Linked DNA regions of Homo sapiens: regions 1 and 3 are each linked to region 2. Evidence: chromatin loops called from intact Hi-C (ENCODE). Cell type or tissue: IMR-90. All regions are shown on one strand. Region 1 overlaps ENTREP3 (endosomal transmembrane epsin interactor 3). Region 2 has its middle 18 kb from the start of MSTO1. Region 3 holds the start of HCN3 (hyperpolarization activated cyclic nucleotide gated potassium channel 3).

What was found. Peaks named below come from ENCODE experiments on the same cell type or tissue, not always from the same donor. Only the 100,000 strongest peaks of a DNase experiment are listed, where the experiment ranks them.
Region 1: it touches region 2 in a loop (4-fold over the local background); 74 of 110 quality-filtered maps call a loop at or near these places.
Region 3: it touches region 2 in a loop (5-fold over the local background); 17 of 110 quality-filtered maps call a loop at or near these places.

Annotation. Positions count from the first base shown.
Region 1 is chr1:155,248,621-155,253,620 of GRCh38, forward strand. It overlaps ENTREP3 (endosomal transmembrane epsin interactor 3), which reads right to left. Exons shown (of 12, transcript NM_006589.3): 6 at 3,113-3,285; 7 at 2,882-2,981; 8 at 2,475-2,544; 9 at 1,656-2,201. Among named protein-coding and RNA genes, the nearest start is that of ENTREP3, 4.4 kb to the right of the region's middle. RefSeq lists an enhancer at 1,295-1,897. In IMR-90, a CTCF peak has its summit at 2,250 (motif pointing right); a DNase peak (open chromatin) is centred at 2,271; H3K27ac peaks cover 203 bases.
Region 2 is chr1:155,590,052-155,595,051 of GRCh38, forward strand. It overlaps a transcript of MSTO1 not described here and the pseudogene LOC284620. Among named protein-coding and RNA genes, the nearest start is that of MSTO1, 18 kb to the right of the region's middle. RefSeq lists an enhancer at 799-1,378. In IMR-90, a CTCF peak has its summit at 1,936 (motif pointing left); a DNase peak (open chromatin) is centred at 1,940.
Region 3 is chr1:155,274,840-155,279,839 of GRCh38, forward strand. It overlaps HCN3 (hyperpolarization activated cyclic nucleotide gated potassium channel 3), which reads left to right and starts at 2,624. Exons shown (of 8, transcript NM_020897.3): 1 at 2,624-3,029. The coding sequence starts at 2,752. In IMR-90, CTCF peaks have their summits at 2,539 (motif pointing right) and 3,745; a DNase peak (open chromatin) is centred at 2,472; H3K4me3 peaks cover 955 bases; H3K27ac peaks cover 391 bases.

The sequences.
Region 1 (5,000 bases), 340 kb before region 2:
AGCCAGCAACTAGATGGTACAATCCACCACAACAAGGACTGCAGTGGTGTTGTTCAGCACCTGGCGCACAGTGCTGAGCGTTCCCCAGTACTATCTCCTTTCTTATTTTTTTGAGATGGAGTCTCACTGTGTTGCCCAGGCCGGAGTGCAGTGGTACGATCTCAGCTCACTGCAACCTCCGCCTCCCAGGTTCAAGCGATTCTCCTGCCTCAGCCTCCCTAGTAGCTGGGATTACAGGCGTCCACCACCAGGCCCAGCTAATTTTTCAATTTTTAGTAGAGATGGGGGTTTCACCATGTTGGCTAGGCTGGTCTTGAACTCCTGACCTCAGGTGATCCACCTGCCTTGGCCTCCCAAAGTGCTGGGATTATAGGTGTGAACAGCCTTGCCCGGCCACTGTCTCCTTTCTCAGCATCTTCGAGTACAATGCCTATGGCTGAAGTACTGTTATTATACATGTTTTTTGTTTGTTTGTTTGTGTTTTTGAGATGGAGTGTGTCTCTGTCACCCAGGCTGGAGTGCAGTGGCATGATCTTGGCTCACGGCAACCCCTGCTTTCCAGGTTCAAGCGATTCTCCTGCCTTAGCCTCTCTGTTAGTAGCTGGAATTACAGGCGCGCTCCACCACACCTGGCTAATTTTTGTATTTTTAGTAGAGATAGGGTTTCACCATGTTAGCCAGGCTGGTCTCGAACTCCCGACCTCAGGTGATCCACCCACCTCAGCTTCCCACAGTGCTGGGATTACAGGTGCAAGCCACCGTGCCCGGCCTGAAGTACTATTATTATACATGTTTAACAAGTGACAGCTGAAGCTTGGGGAGGACAGATAAGTGGACCAAGCTGAGAGCTGTGGAACTGGTTTCAAAAAATAAATCCTTTTGGGAGGCCGAGGCGGGTGGATCACTTGAGGTCAGGAGTTCAAGACCAGCCTGGCCAAAAGGGTGAAACCCTGTCTCTACTAAAAAATACAAAAATTGCCCGGGCACGGTGACTCATGCCTGTAATCCCAGCACTTTGGGAGGCCGAGGCGGGCAGATCACGAGGTCAGGAGATTGAGACCATCCTGGATAACACGGTGAAACCCCATCTCTACTAAAAATACAAAAAAATAGCCGGGCGTGGTGGCAGGCATCTGTAGTCCCAGCTACTCACTACTCGGGAGGCTGAGGAAGGAGAATGGCGTGAACCCGGGAGGCGGAGCTTGCAGTGAGCCCAGATCGCGCGGCTGCACTCCAGCCTGGGTGACAGAGCGAGACACCGTCTCAAAAAAAAAAAAAAAAAAAAATATTAGCCGGTCATGGTGGCGCACACCTGTAGTCCCAGCTACTCGGCAGGCTGAAGCAGGAGAGAGTCACTTGAACCCGGGAAACGGGTTGCAGTGAGCCAAGATCATGCCACTGCACTCCAGCCTGGGCGACAGAGCCAGAGACTCCGTCTCAAAAAAAAAAAAAAATTCTCCTTTTTTAGCTGCTAAGCTATGGATGTTCTGTCCCTAGGAGGTGAGTACCTGAGAAGTGTCTACCAGAGGAGTGAACTCACCCTTTCTTCCTCCTCAGGGACCTCAACTGTGCCCCAATCCTGGTGGGCATCACTGGCCACCTAACTCCCAGTGCCTACCCTCTCCTGAGCCTGGGCAGTCGGGGAGGGGGCTCACCAGTGTCACTGGAGGTCGTGATGCCTGGGTCGCTGTGGGACCGTGGCAGCAGCAGCGGTGGTGGGGATGCCGGATGAGGAGGCCGGTGCCCCGGTGGGGTGAGGGAACCTGAGCTATCGCTGAAGCGACGAGTCGGGGCTCGGGTGGGCGGGGCTGCGGCTGGGCGGCCCCCTCCCCGGGGGACCCGCCGCCTCAGCTCGGGGAAGCAGGGTCCCACCCAGGGCGGCCAGCCCTCCAACCGGTGGCAGCTGCGGGCAGCTGTGGGGGCACCCAGTGGGGGTGGAGCTTCAGGGGCAGAGCAGGAATAGGAGCGGGCAGCCCGTGGGGGGCGCCGTGGCAGGGGGCTTTCCTCGAAGGGGCCCCGCAGGCCACAGTCCAGGCTGAGGCAGTAGCCGGCACGGCTGCGCTGGATGGAGCGAAAGAGAACGTAGTCCACGGAGCGCACGGAGCCCTGCAGCTCCAGCAGGCACGAGTCCTCCGACGGGCTAGAGCCCCCAGGGAGGTCACCAATGGCTGACAGCACCAGAGACCCGCTGTCCATGGACACTGTGGGCGGCAGGGGGCGCTGTGTAGCACCAGCCTGGCCTGGCCTAGCCCTGCCCAGGCAGTTCCTCTTCTCCCAAGCCCAGCCTCTAGGGGCCACTGTGCCTCCAGCTTTATCTCAGAGGAGAAAAATAAGTCCAGGGTTCCAAGTTGCCACAGCCCTCCTATGTCCCCAAACCACCAACTCCGCCTTGTTTTCCCCTTCTATTGTCTCTACCCACCCCAGCTATCCCTGGCAGCCCCGCCCTTGTCCACCCCTCATTACGCCCTGCTCACCGTCTACAATGGAGGCCACTCGTTCACAGATGCACGAGCCATCGTGAAGCTGAGGGTCAAAGAGAGTGGCCTGCAGAAGACACAGGGTCAAGGGTTCAGCCCTACACACTGAACACCCCCATGTGCTAGACAGAGCTCTGGAGACTTAGATTCCAGACCAGCCTTGTCCCTTTGTACAAGTCACTTAATTGTGCAGCCTCAGCTTCCACGTCTGTATGGCAGAAATGATAGCTTCCAACCCACTCACCTCACCAGGCTCTAGGGAAGATCAAAGGCAACAGTGGGCATGCTGGTGCTGTAAAGACCTTGACCACTGTTACTATCTTTATCCAGAGGCTACAGCCTGTTCAGCTTTCCAGGCTACAACCCGGCTCCCCAGCCCGCCCCAAGCCGTGCTGTGCTCTCACCTGGCTGTCTCCTCGTAGTCCCATGACTGCCTCATAAGAAGGGGGGCAATCGGTAGGGTACAAGGGCACTGGGCTGTCCATGGAGCCATTGTACGTGATGCTGGCAGATGAGGAAGAGGGTCAATGTAGGAGAAATAATTCCCCCTCCACAAAGATCCCTCTCTCCAGCAATCCAGGCCCAGCCCCAGTCCCCTTCCTTAGCTCCCCCAGCAAGACCCCACCAGGCCTTACCTCTGTGCATCTGTTTCTGAGCTGCAGGTATACTCTGGGGGATAGTAGGGCGGTGGGGGCACAGGCGGGACAAATTCCTCCAGGTCCAGCATGGTGTGTAGGAGAGGGGCTGGGGGCGGGGACGTGCAGCCCAGAGGTCCCAGTGGGCCTGAGACTGACCGCTCAGGGGCCAGCTGCTGGGGAAGCGAGCAGGTCAGCAAGTCTGGATTCTGGGAATACAGCTCCTCCTGGGCCCCCAAACTCCTCTCTCATCTACATTATTTTTTCTGGCCCTATCCCCTGAGAGAAGCTCTTGTTCTGGCCCCTCCCTCACCCAAAATCAGCTCTCCTTAACCCCACGCTCACCCTGTACCTCTAGCTCTGGCCCTGCCCACCCACAAATTCCTCTTTATGGCCCCACCTCCATCCAGAAGCTCCACACATTCTGTGTCTTCACAGGAATGTCCACCCTTTAGCCTCACCTCCATCTAGGACCTTCTTTTTTTTTTTGAGACAGAGTCTGACTCTGTTGCTGGAGTGCAGTGGCGCGATCTCAGCTCACTGCAACCCCCACCTCCCAAGATCAAGCAATTCCCATGCCTCATCCTCCTGAGTAGCTGGAATTATAAGGGTGTGCAACCATGCCCAGCTAATTATTATTATTATTATTATTTCGAGACGAAGTTTCACTCTTGTCGCCCAGGCTGGAGTACAATGGCTACATCTCAGCTCACTGCAACCTCTGCCTCCCAGGTTCAAGCGATTCTCCAGCCTCAGTCTTCCGAGTAGCTGGGATTACAGGCACCCGCCACCACACCCGGATAATTTTTGTATTTTTAGTAGAGATAGGGTTTCGCCATGTTGGCCAGGCTGGTGTCAAACTCCTGATATCTGGTGATCCTCCTGCCTTGGCCTCCCAAAGTGCTGGGATTACAGGCATGAGCCACGGAGCCCAGCCTAATTTTTGTAATTTTGTGTGTATATATATATATATATATATATATATATATATTTTTTTTTTTTTTTTTTTTTTTTTTGAGACGGAGTCTTGCTCTTGTCGCCCAGGCTGGAATGCAGTGGCACCATCTCAGCTCACTGCAGCCTCTGTCTCCCCGGTTCAAGCAATTTTCCTGCCTCAGACTCCCAAGTAGCTGGGATTACAGGCACCCGCCACCACACTTGGCTAATTTTTGTATTTCGTTTGTTTGTTTTTTGAGATGGAGTCTTGCTCTGTCGCCCAGGCTGGAGTGCAGTGGCACTATCTCAGCTCACTGCAAGCTCTGCCTCCCAGGTTCATGCCATTCTCCTGCCTCAGCCTCCCGAGTAGCTGGGACCACAGGCGCCCGCCACCACGCCTGGCTAATTTTTTGTATGTTTAGTAGAGATGGGGTTTCACCATGTTAGCCAGGATAGTCTCGATCTCCTGATCTCAGGTGATCTGCCCTCCTCAGCCTCCCAAAGTGCTGGGATTATAGGCACGAGCCACTGCGCCCGGCCCGATTTTTGTATTTTTAATAGAGACAGGGTTTCGCCATGTTGGCCAGGTGGGTCTTGAACTCCTGGCCTCAGGTGATCCGCCTGCCTGGGCCTCTCAAAGTGCTGGGATTACAGGAATGAGCCACCGTGCCCAGCATAGGACCTTCTTGACTCTACCCCACCATCCAGTCCCATTCTCTAAAGCACCCTCTCCTGGTCCCAGACCAGCATCACATACTTAACTCACTCCCTGCCATCTCCCCTTCTCATCCTCCCCACTAAACATCCATTCCTCCAATAGATGAGGATAATAGATAACCCATAGCCCCTGGTGCTCAAAAGCCAGATCTGTAGCCATTGTTCCCTCAGGCAAGTCTCAGCACACACACCCCTGCCCCCACCATACCTGCGTGCCCTGGCCCCTGCTCCCTTC
Region 2 (5,000 bases):
GGCGGGGGTCTACATAGCTGGGACCTGACCCTGCAAGGTGGACATCCAGGACGGAGGAGCCAGAGGTCAGAAGTTCCGGAGGTAGGCAGTCCTTTGTTAACAGATCACTTGCTTTTCCATGGGTGAAGAGAGGAGCTCCAGAGGCCTGAGTACGATGGGGGGCAGCTGTCCAGCGACATCTAGGGAAACCCAGCCCCCAGCAGCAGCAGGAACTCTTGGGGACAGTCTGTCTTGTTGCAAAGGCCAGCACAGCAAGCAGCCTCCACATTAGTTCCACAGCTTGACTGGCTTCTAAAATGGGCATGTCAAGATCCAGAATCTCAAAGCATCCCCTCTTTGGCTCCATCATCCAAGGGTGAGAAACAGCAGAACCTAAGTGGGAGTCTGAGTCATCTTCTTGGTTCAGTTTTTAAATGAATTTTAAATACCCTCAGTCAAAAGAAAAATAGAAGGAGGCAGAAACAAAAGATATGAACCCATCCCAAAGCTGTTGGGCACTGCCACTTCTGGATGGCTCTAGTGCCAGCGGAGCCCCCATTCACTTCCATGTCAGACGTAATTCTTGGTAGGGTACTCAGAGGTCCCCCGAGAGATGGCAGGGGCAGATGTCCAGTAGCGGGCCATGTAATGGCTGGGGCCCCGTGACCCCCCGGAGGGGCAAGTGCAGCACAGCAGCCTGCCACCCAGCAACAAAAGGCCTGAGGCCGCCCAGCCCAAGTAGAGGGAGGCCCCCAGCTCCCACTTTTGGGCCTCAGCCACCAGGGGGTTATAGAAGTCCCAGATGATGGCATGCGCCGTCCAGCAAACGGGGATTAGTGTCAGGACCCCTGAGGTGACAAAGACAATCCCAGAGGTGAGCACCAGGCGGGCCTTGGAATCCTTCTCCTCCACACAGGTGGTACACTTGGCCCCAGCAAGGTAGACCAGCAAGCCGAACAGGGCCACAAGGAGGGTGATGACACAGACGGCACGTGCAGCCTGCAGGTCCTGTGGCAGCGCCAGCAGTGAGTCGTACACCTTGCACTGCATCTGGCTAGTGCTCTGCACCACTCAGGACATCCACAGGCCCTCCCACACCACCTGGCCACCACGATGCTGTTGCCGATGAAAGTGGTCACTTTCCACATGGGCAGGACGCAGGAGACCAGGCCATTCACCCAGCCCAGCAGTGTCAGGACGACTCCCAGGATCTGCATTCTGGCAGAGGCCATGGTGAGATTGAAGGAGCTGCACTGCGAAGGAGATATGCGAAATTCCTAGGCCAAGTCGACACTTAATATTAACCATCACGGTGATCTTCTAGATTGGCCCACAAATGCTGTTTCAGAAACTGCAGGATGTTCATTCTGGAACTGTACAGAGGCAATAGTACAGATGGTTGTTTTCTTTGGAAACAACAGTCTACTTAAGTGATATCATATATAAAACTTTAAGAACTAAAGATTTCATTTTGCTGTAGGCCAGGTGTGGTGGCTTACACCTGTAATCCCAGCACTTTGGGAGGCCGAGGCAGGCGATCACCTGAGGTTGGGAGTTCAAGACCAGCCTGACCAACATGGAGAAACCCCGTCACTACTAAAAATACAAAATTAGCCAGGCGTGGTGGCGCATGCCTGTAATCCCAGCTACTCGGGAGGCTGAGGCAGGAGAATCGCTTGAACCCGGGAGGCAGAGGTTGCAGTGAGCCAAGATCACACCATTGCACTCCAGCCTGGGCAACAAGAGCGAAACTCCGTCTCAAAAAAAAAAAAAGATTCCATTTTGCTAGCTTCTAATTTGCTTCAAAAAGTACCTGTAGTTTCAGCTACTTGGGAGGCTGAGGCAGGAGGATCATGCGGGCCCAGGAATTTGAGACTGTCCGGGGCAATATAGCAAGACCCCACCCTATGTCAAAAAAAAAGTATAACAAAAATTTCATCACATTACTGTAGAAATAGCACCACCTTGTGGCCCTTGAATAGTTTGTTTTCCACTCTGCTTTGTAAAGAGGCATGGTGCTTTCTCTCCGGTAGATAAAATTGAGTAGCGTTTAAGTAGTACTAGTGTGTGTTATTCAGATTGCTATGCTGAAGTAACAAGCCTTGTATTCTCAGTGGCCTAACACAAAGGATATTGTTTGTGTTGTGTGCATGTGTTTTGCTTTGTTTTTGCTGTTCCTGTCTTTCAAAACGGCTTTGCAAGCAAGATTGAAGTCTGGATGGAGGGACAAAAGTTTACCTTCTTGGGATACATCGCAACATGTAGCTTTTAAGGTGGGGAGGGAGAGATAATTTATACCTCACACTTAATTGGCTCTGATTAGAAAGGACACAATAACACAAGTTATTTCCATTCATAGGTGTTTAGCCAAAGGAATCACATGACTCCTCCTGTTTCTGCAAGGGAGGGTGAGAAGTGTAGAGAATGATTTGGATATTTGGATATTTCCCAAGCATTGCTGCTTCTGCTGTAATTTACAGTTATACATTCTCAGACAAAGCTGGAGTAACTCTAGTACTTGACAGTTACTTTTTTTTTTTTGAGATGGGGCTTCACTCTGTTTCCCAGGCTGGAGTGCGGTGGCACAATCTCGGCTCACTCCAACCTGTGGCTCCCGGGTTCAAGTGATTCTTGTGCCTCAGACACCTGAGTAGCTGGGATTACAGGCGCCTGCCACCATGCCCCGGCTAATTTTTGTACTTTTAGTAGAGACAGCGTTTCCCCAAGTTGTCCAGGCTGGTCTCGAACTCCTGACCTCAAGTGATCCACCCGCCTTGGGCTCCCAAAGTGCTGGGAGCGAGCCACTGTGCCCAGCTTACAGTTACTTTATATTAAATGGTTCAGAGGTTTCTGTGTATACCTAAATTTCCTACAGAGCAGTTTACTTTCTTTTTTTTTTGAGATGGAGTCTTGCTCTGTCTCCCAGGCTGGAGTGCAATGGCACGATCTTGGCTCACTGCAACCTCCACCTCCCAGGTTCAAGCAATTCTTCTGCCTCAGGCTCCCCAATAGCTGGGATTATAGGCGTGCAACACCACACCTGGCTAATTTTTTTGTATTTTTAGTAGAGACAGAGTTTCACCATTTAGGCCAAGCTGGTCTCAAACTCCTGACCTTAGGTGATCTGCCCACCTTGGCATCCCAAAGTGCTGGGATTACAGGCGTGAGCCACCGCACCTGGCCTACTGTTCTTAGTGGATGCTTTACATACTCCTTCACTGCATGTCTTCAATGGCAGATTCTTTATTCGAGGGCAAAAGACTAAGTACTTATAGTGTGTTAAGTACTCAGAGAAGGAGATACGAAAATGAATGAAATCTGATTCCTTCTCTTCCAAGCATGTAGCCAAGAAGACAAACATGTGTAACGTAACATGATACAATTCTAAAAAATAGATATTTTAAAGTGAGACAAACTTGGATGTGAATTCTGGTTCACCATCTACTAACTCTGTGACCTTAATCAAAATTACTCAACTTCCCTGAACCTTGTCTTCCCCATCATAACACAGGGTTGATAATATTCTGCCTATCTGCTAGGATTTCTAGGTTTAAAACTAGTGCATGTACAATACTGTATTGCCTAACATCTAATAGATACTCAGTTAACAGTAGGCATGAGTACAACACAAGGCAGTGTAATAAAATTGCCATTCGGGCCGGGTGCGGTGGCTCACGCCCATAATCCCAGCACTTTGGGAGGCTGAGGTGGTCAGATCACGAGGTCAGGAGATCGAGACCATCCTGGCTAACACAGTGAAACCCTGTCTCTACTAAAAATACAAAAAAACTAGCCGGGTGTGGTGGCAGGCGCCTGTAGTCCCAGCTACTCGGGAGGCTGAGGCAGGAGAATGGCATGAACCCGGGAGGCGGAGCTTGCAGTGAGCCGAGATCATGCCACTGCACTCCAGCCTGGGCAACAGAGCGAGACTCCGTCTAAAAAAAAAAAAATGCCATGCAATGTAAAGAGTGCTATTAGCAGTAAGGAAAGAGAATTACTTTTGACTGGAGGTGTCTGGCAAATTTTCACTGAGGATGTGACATTTGAGTTGAGACTTGATGAATGGGTAAGATTTAAATGGGGACAGAGGGCCAGGTGCGGTGGCTCACACCTGTAATCTCAGTACTTTGGGAGACCGAGGCGGGTGGATCACATGAAGCTAAGAGTTCGACACCAGCCTGGCCAACATGATGAAACCCCGTCTCTACTAAAAATACAAAAATTAGCCAGGCGTGGTGGCAGGCGCCTGTAATCCCAGCTACTTGGAGGTTGAGGCACGAAAATCACTAGAACCTGGGAGAGGGAGGTTGCAGTGAGCAGAGATCATGCCACTGTACTCCAGCCTGGGTGACAGAGTGAGACTCTCAAAAAGAAAATTAAGTAAATAAATAAGTAAATAAATGGAGAGAGAGGGAAGTTGAAGTAGAATGAGCAGAAGTATCGAAGCAGTAAAATGACATGTTTTAGCATGGTCCTATGGCTATAAATGAAACTAGAAACTTGAATTGAAGTCATCACAGTGGCCTTGTCATGCTGAGGAATTTGAGACTTATTTTGACATCATTCTGGAACCACCTAAGCCGTGTTTCTCTCTCTCTTTTTTTTTTAATGGGGTCTCACTGCATTGCCCATCCTGATCTCAAACTCCTGACCTCAAGCACTCCTTCCACTTTTGCTCCCAAGTAGCTGGGACTACAGGAGTGGACCACCACACCTGGCTCCCAAGTTTTTTGATTAGCTGAATGTTAAACCTATTATTTGGTAAGCTGAAAGACTATGAAAGATGAAACATCAAAGATTTAGAGATAAAGATGCTAATTAAAGGCTAGGCGTGGGTGGCTCATGCCTGTAATCCAAGCACTTTGGGAGGTCAGGGTGGGCAGATGACTTGACATCAGGAGTTCGTGACCAGCCTGGCCAACATGGCGAAACCCCGTCCCTACTAAAAATATAAAAAATTAGCCAGATGTGGTGGTGCATGCCTGTAATACCAGCTACTTGGGAGGCTGAGGCATGAGAAT
Region 3 (5,000 bases), 320 kb before region 2:
ATACAAAAAATTAGCCGGGCGAGGTGGCGGGCGCCTGTAGTCCCAGCTACTCGGGAGGCTGAGGCAGGAGAATGGCGTGAACCCCAGGGGGCGGAGCCTGCAGTGAGCCGAGATTGCGCCACTGCACTCCAGCCTGGGCGACAGCGAGACTCCGTCTCAAAAAAAAAAAAAAAAAAAAAAAAAAAAATACAAAAATTAGGCCAAGCGCGGTGGCTCATGCCTGTAATCCCAACAGTTTTGGAGGCCCAGGAAGGTGGATCACTTGAGCACAGGAGTTCGAGACCAGCCTGGCCAACCTGGTGAAACCCTGTCTCTACTAAAAATACAAAAATTAGCCGGGTGTGATGGCAGGTGCCTGTAATCCCAGCTATTTGGAAGGCTGAGGCACGAGAATCGCTTGAATCCAGAAGGTGGAGGTTGCAGTGAGCCGAGATGGTGCCATTGCACTCCAGCCTGGGCGACAGAGTGAGACTGTGTCTAAAATAAAATAAAATAAAAAATAAAAATTAGCCATTCATGGTGTCTCCCACCTGTAGTCCCAGCTACTCGGGAGGCTGAGGTGGGAGGATCACCTGAGCCTGGGGAGGTTGAGGCTGTAGTGACCCGTGATCGTGCCACTGCACTCCAGCTTGGGCGACAGAGTGAGACTCTATCTCAAAAAAAAAAAAAAAAAAAAAAGAAAAGAAAAGAAAAAAAGAAAATGAGAAAGAGAAAGAGTTAGAGACTTTACAGAAGGAATTGAGAAGTGGTCAGAAAGGTCAATTGAAAGAGAAATAATATAATCTGAGAATAACGATATTAAAGTCAGGGAGCTGAGCAAGGTGGCTCACACCTGTAGTCCCAGCTACTCAGGAAACTGAGGTGGGAAGATTGCTTTGAGGCTGCAGTGGGTCATGATCACACCACTGCACTCCAGCTTGAGCAACAGAGCAAGACCCTGACTCTAGAATGAGTAAATAAATAAAGTCAGGAAATATTAGAGAGGAGCTGGATGAAGGATGGTCAGATGGAGGTTAGATCAGATAACCAGACATAGTTTAGAGAAGTTCCCTGGAATAGAACATGGAGAGCAATCAATGAAGGAGTCGGGGAGAGAGAAGTAAAGATTTCACTTCCACCTCCTGGAACATTTTCCTAGATTATTAATTCATTCAACAAGCATTTACTGAATGTCCACTATGTGTCCAGAATTATGCCAGGTGCAAGGTTCCTGTTTCTCAGAGTTTCACAATCTAACAGGAGAGAAAATCTGTAAATAAATAATGAGACCATGCTCATGCCTGTAATCCTAGCACTTTGGGAAGCCAAGGCAGGAAGATCACTTGAGCTCTGAGTTCAAAACCAGCCTGGGCAACATAGTGTGACCTCATCTCTAAAATAATAATAATAATGGTAGCCCTGTGACATGAGTTGCTCAAAACAGTGGTGCCCTGGCTGCTGTAAAAAAGCTCTAGAATAGACCCTACCTGAGGAAAGGAGAGTTGGAAATGTGTTCCTAGGTTTCCTAGAGAAAGCAAGATCTGAACCAACTGTTCGAAAGTGAATTGGAGGAGAATACCAGGCAGAGAAAATATTTGCAAAAGCATAGAGACAAGGCAGCACAAAGTCTTTCAGCATGATTGGGGCTGTGGCTTTCAAGAGAGGGACTGTCAGAAGAGAGACTGTTGAAACTAGGTCCAAATTTTTTGGGCCTGGTACACCATGCTAAGCAGCTTAAATGTACCCCTGTAGAAGATGGGAAAGCTTGATGGGCTTCAAGCAAGTGACACAGCCATAGTTGGATTTTAGGAAGGTAACTGGCAGGGAATGGAAGAAGAATTGGCCTGGAAGAGGTTGAAGACTCTTTTAGAGGTTTCCGAAGTAATTTAAGTGAAAAAATGCTGAGGGCTTGAAATGAGGCAGTGGTAATAAGAATTGGAGATGAAGGGGAGAATTTGAGATATTTAGGAATTTGTAGCACTTCGCATAGCACTGCAATTTACCTGTCTGTCGTTGGGCACAGATGAGCAGTGGCTTTATGGCTAGGCCTTTGTTTTTGTTTTGTTTTGTGTTGTTTTCCATTACTACATGGAGATGCTAAGACTAGGACTTTTGTATTCATTTTTGTTTCCTCAGCATCCACTCAATGACAGGCAGAGTTGCACTTGGTGAAGGCTGACAGAATGAATTAGGAAATTAAATACTAGGGGAAGCAGTTCGGAGGAGACCAAAAGACAAGAATATGCCTAGGACAGTGTTGAGAGAAGACGGGAGCAGGACAGAAGTCCCTGGGCGAGAGTGGAGAAGAATCCCAAAAGCCATTTCCACTTCTTCCATTGGTCCCCAATCCCTCTCCCTCCCAAGTCCTTCAAGCTACAAACCCGCGTCCGATTTTCCCGCCACTGCAGGGGGCTCCTCCTCCCTGGTTCTCAGTGGATGAAAGGCCAACGCTAGGCCACGCCCTCTCCCTGGCTCAGGCTGCGCTCCCCGCCTTCTTTGCTAAGCCACGCCCCTCTCGGAGTTCCTCCAGGATCCCGGCGTCCCAGCCCCGCCCGGTCTTGGCGCGGCCCTCGCCAGGGGGCGCCGCGCAGCCCGCCCGCCGCCCGCCAGTCTAGCACACACCCCCTCCGCCCCGCGCGCCGGCGATTCCGAGCCTACGACGCCTCCGCTAGAGCCCGCGGGGCTGCGCCGACTCCTGCTCTGGAGGGGTTGCGGGTACCTGATGGCCACAGAGGGCTCTAGGAGGCCGAGCGTGTAAGCGGGGTGGGCGCCATGGAGGCAGAGCAGCGGCCGGCGGCGGGGGCCAGCGAAGGGGCGACCCCTGGACTGGAGGCGGTGCCTCCCGTTGCTCCCCCGCCTGCGACCGCGGCCTCAGGTCCGATCCCCAAATCTGGGCCTGAGCCTAAGAGGAGGCACCTTGGGACGCTGCTCCAGCCTACGGTCAACAAGTTCTCCCTTCGGGTGTTCGGCAGCCACAAAGCAGTGGAAATCGAGCAGGAGCGGGTGAAGTCAGCGGGGGCCTGGATCATCCACCCCTACAGCGACTTCCGGTATTGGGGGCTTGGCGGGGAGGGCAGGGTACATCAATCCCACCCTCGCGGGCAGCGACACCGGGACCCGGCCCGCCCCACCCTCCACGGTCACTTCATTTCCAGCCCGGGGTCCCTTGGTGGGGCGGGAGAGTCACTTGCACCAGTCTAGCCTGGGAATTCCTGGGCGGGTATCCCCTGCCGGAGGTCCTCCGTGCCTGGACAGGCTGGGGGCACCAGAAGGGGCAAGCAGACATCAGGGGATCTCCAGAGACCTGGATTTCCTCTTTCAGGAACCCGGGACCCCATCCGGACCAAAGGAACTACCAGAGTTTGGGACCCCTGCCTCCTCCAGTCCTGCTTGCTGGAGATCTAGGAAATTATATTCTAAGTATCGGGGCCAGTCTGAGGGAGAAGCCGAGCTCCGCCATCTCCCATCCCCACACCCGCTCCTTAGCACCTGCCTAGTTCAGCATGACAGACTACCAGGAAAAATAGGGACGCTGAAGGGGGCGGGGGGTCCAGACCTCAGCTCTGGTCGCTGTCCCTAGTGCTGAAGGCGGGGGCGGCGGGGCGGGGCCGAGACTCAGAGTGACTGAGGCGGCAAAGCAGGGGCAGGACCACCACCCAGGTGACTCCCAGAGAAGGAACAGAGGGTGGGGGTGGGGCCATTTCACAGTCTCCGTCAGGGTGTACCTCTACATCAAGGTCGCTAGGGGAAGACAGCAGCCCTGTCCTTGGGGGAAATGAAGGACAGCTCTTGGATGAGGCAGGGATGTGTGCAAAGCACCTAACCTGGGGAACTAAAGAAGCAGAGAGGAAGAGGTGTGAATCTGGAGCCTCGAAATACAGTTGTAGACCCAGACATTATCTTGAATCCACATATATACACACTCCCTCTATGTCTCTCTTCCTCCCATTGTTCCTTTCACTCCTGTCTTTGCTGCCTCGTTCCCACCCAGCCAGTGCGCCTTTTCTAGTCTCCTGTGGATCTCACTCTCTTCCCTCAGTTCACTCGCAGACGGATCCCCAGAAGCCTGGTATCCCTCTGATTGTGCTTCTCCATTCTCTATACTACATCACCCGCCAGGCTTGTGACCCACCTGTGAGTCAGGCTGTGAAGATGCTTTCATGGCTAGGCGAACCCTCTTTCCCTCCCCTCTCTTAGTGTCTCACAATACAGGATTCCTCCTCAGCAGCCGAGGAGAGAAAAGAAGAATGGCCGAGGGTTTTTGTTTATTGAAAACATACAGTCTAAGGGGCTTCCCAGAGGCCCGGACTTGAGGAAGTTTCTTTCAGGGCTGAAAATTGATTTTGCAGTCCGAGTCAGAAGGGGCTAGCTCCTGAGTTGACACTGGGATTAGGTGTGTCCTAGAATTAAAACCACCATAGGTAACTGAGTCCCTGAGATTTTCCTGTGCCATTCTCTGAATGAGGGCTTCACACAGTTCCCTCTTGACCTCTTCTTTCCACGGTGTCTGCCACAGCAATGTCACTCACCCCTGCCCATGCCTCTGCCTGTGCTCAGCCAGAGTCCCAGTGGACACAGGGAGGCCAGAGGAGGAAAGGTATGCAGAACTCAAGCCTTGCTGCTTCATGATCTCCTGTGGAGCTTCTCTGTGTGTGCAGCCCTGTTTGAGGTTCTGTGGAGGGGGAAGGGCATCCCTGGAAAGCTCAATTCAGAGGAAGGCAGGATAGACCACCCCACCCTGAGACATGGATGAGCAAACCTCAGCAGAGGAACAGGATCCGTGGGTCCAACTGTGTTGGAGAAGAGGAATGGGGTGGAGAAGGCTGGGGAGGGCATGAGGTCCTAGACTAGAATGGGCAGATAACTGGAGATGGGGGAAGCAGCAGCCTTTTCAGAAATCTGGGGATAAAGAGTGAGTGAGTCATAATACCAACTAGTGCCTGTACCACACTGTCACATCTATTGTCTCCATGTAAATGTTTTCAGCAATGCTGTGAGATTAGCACAGGATACTTTAGCTT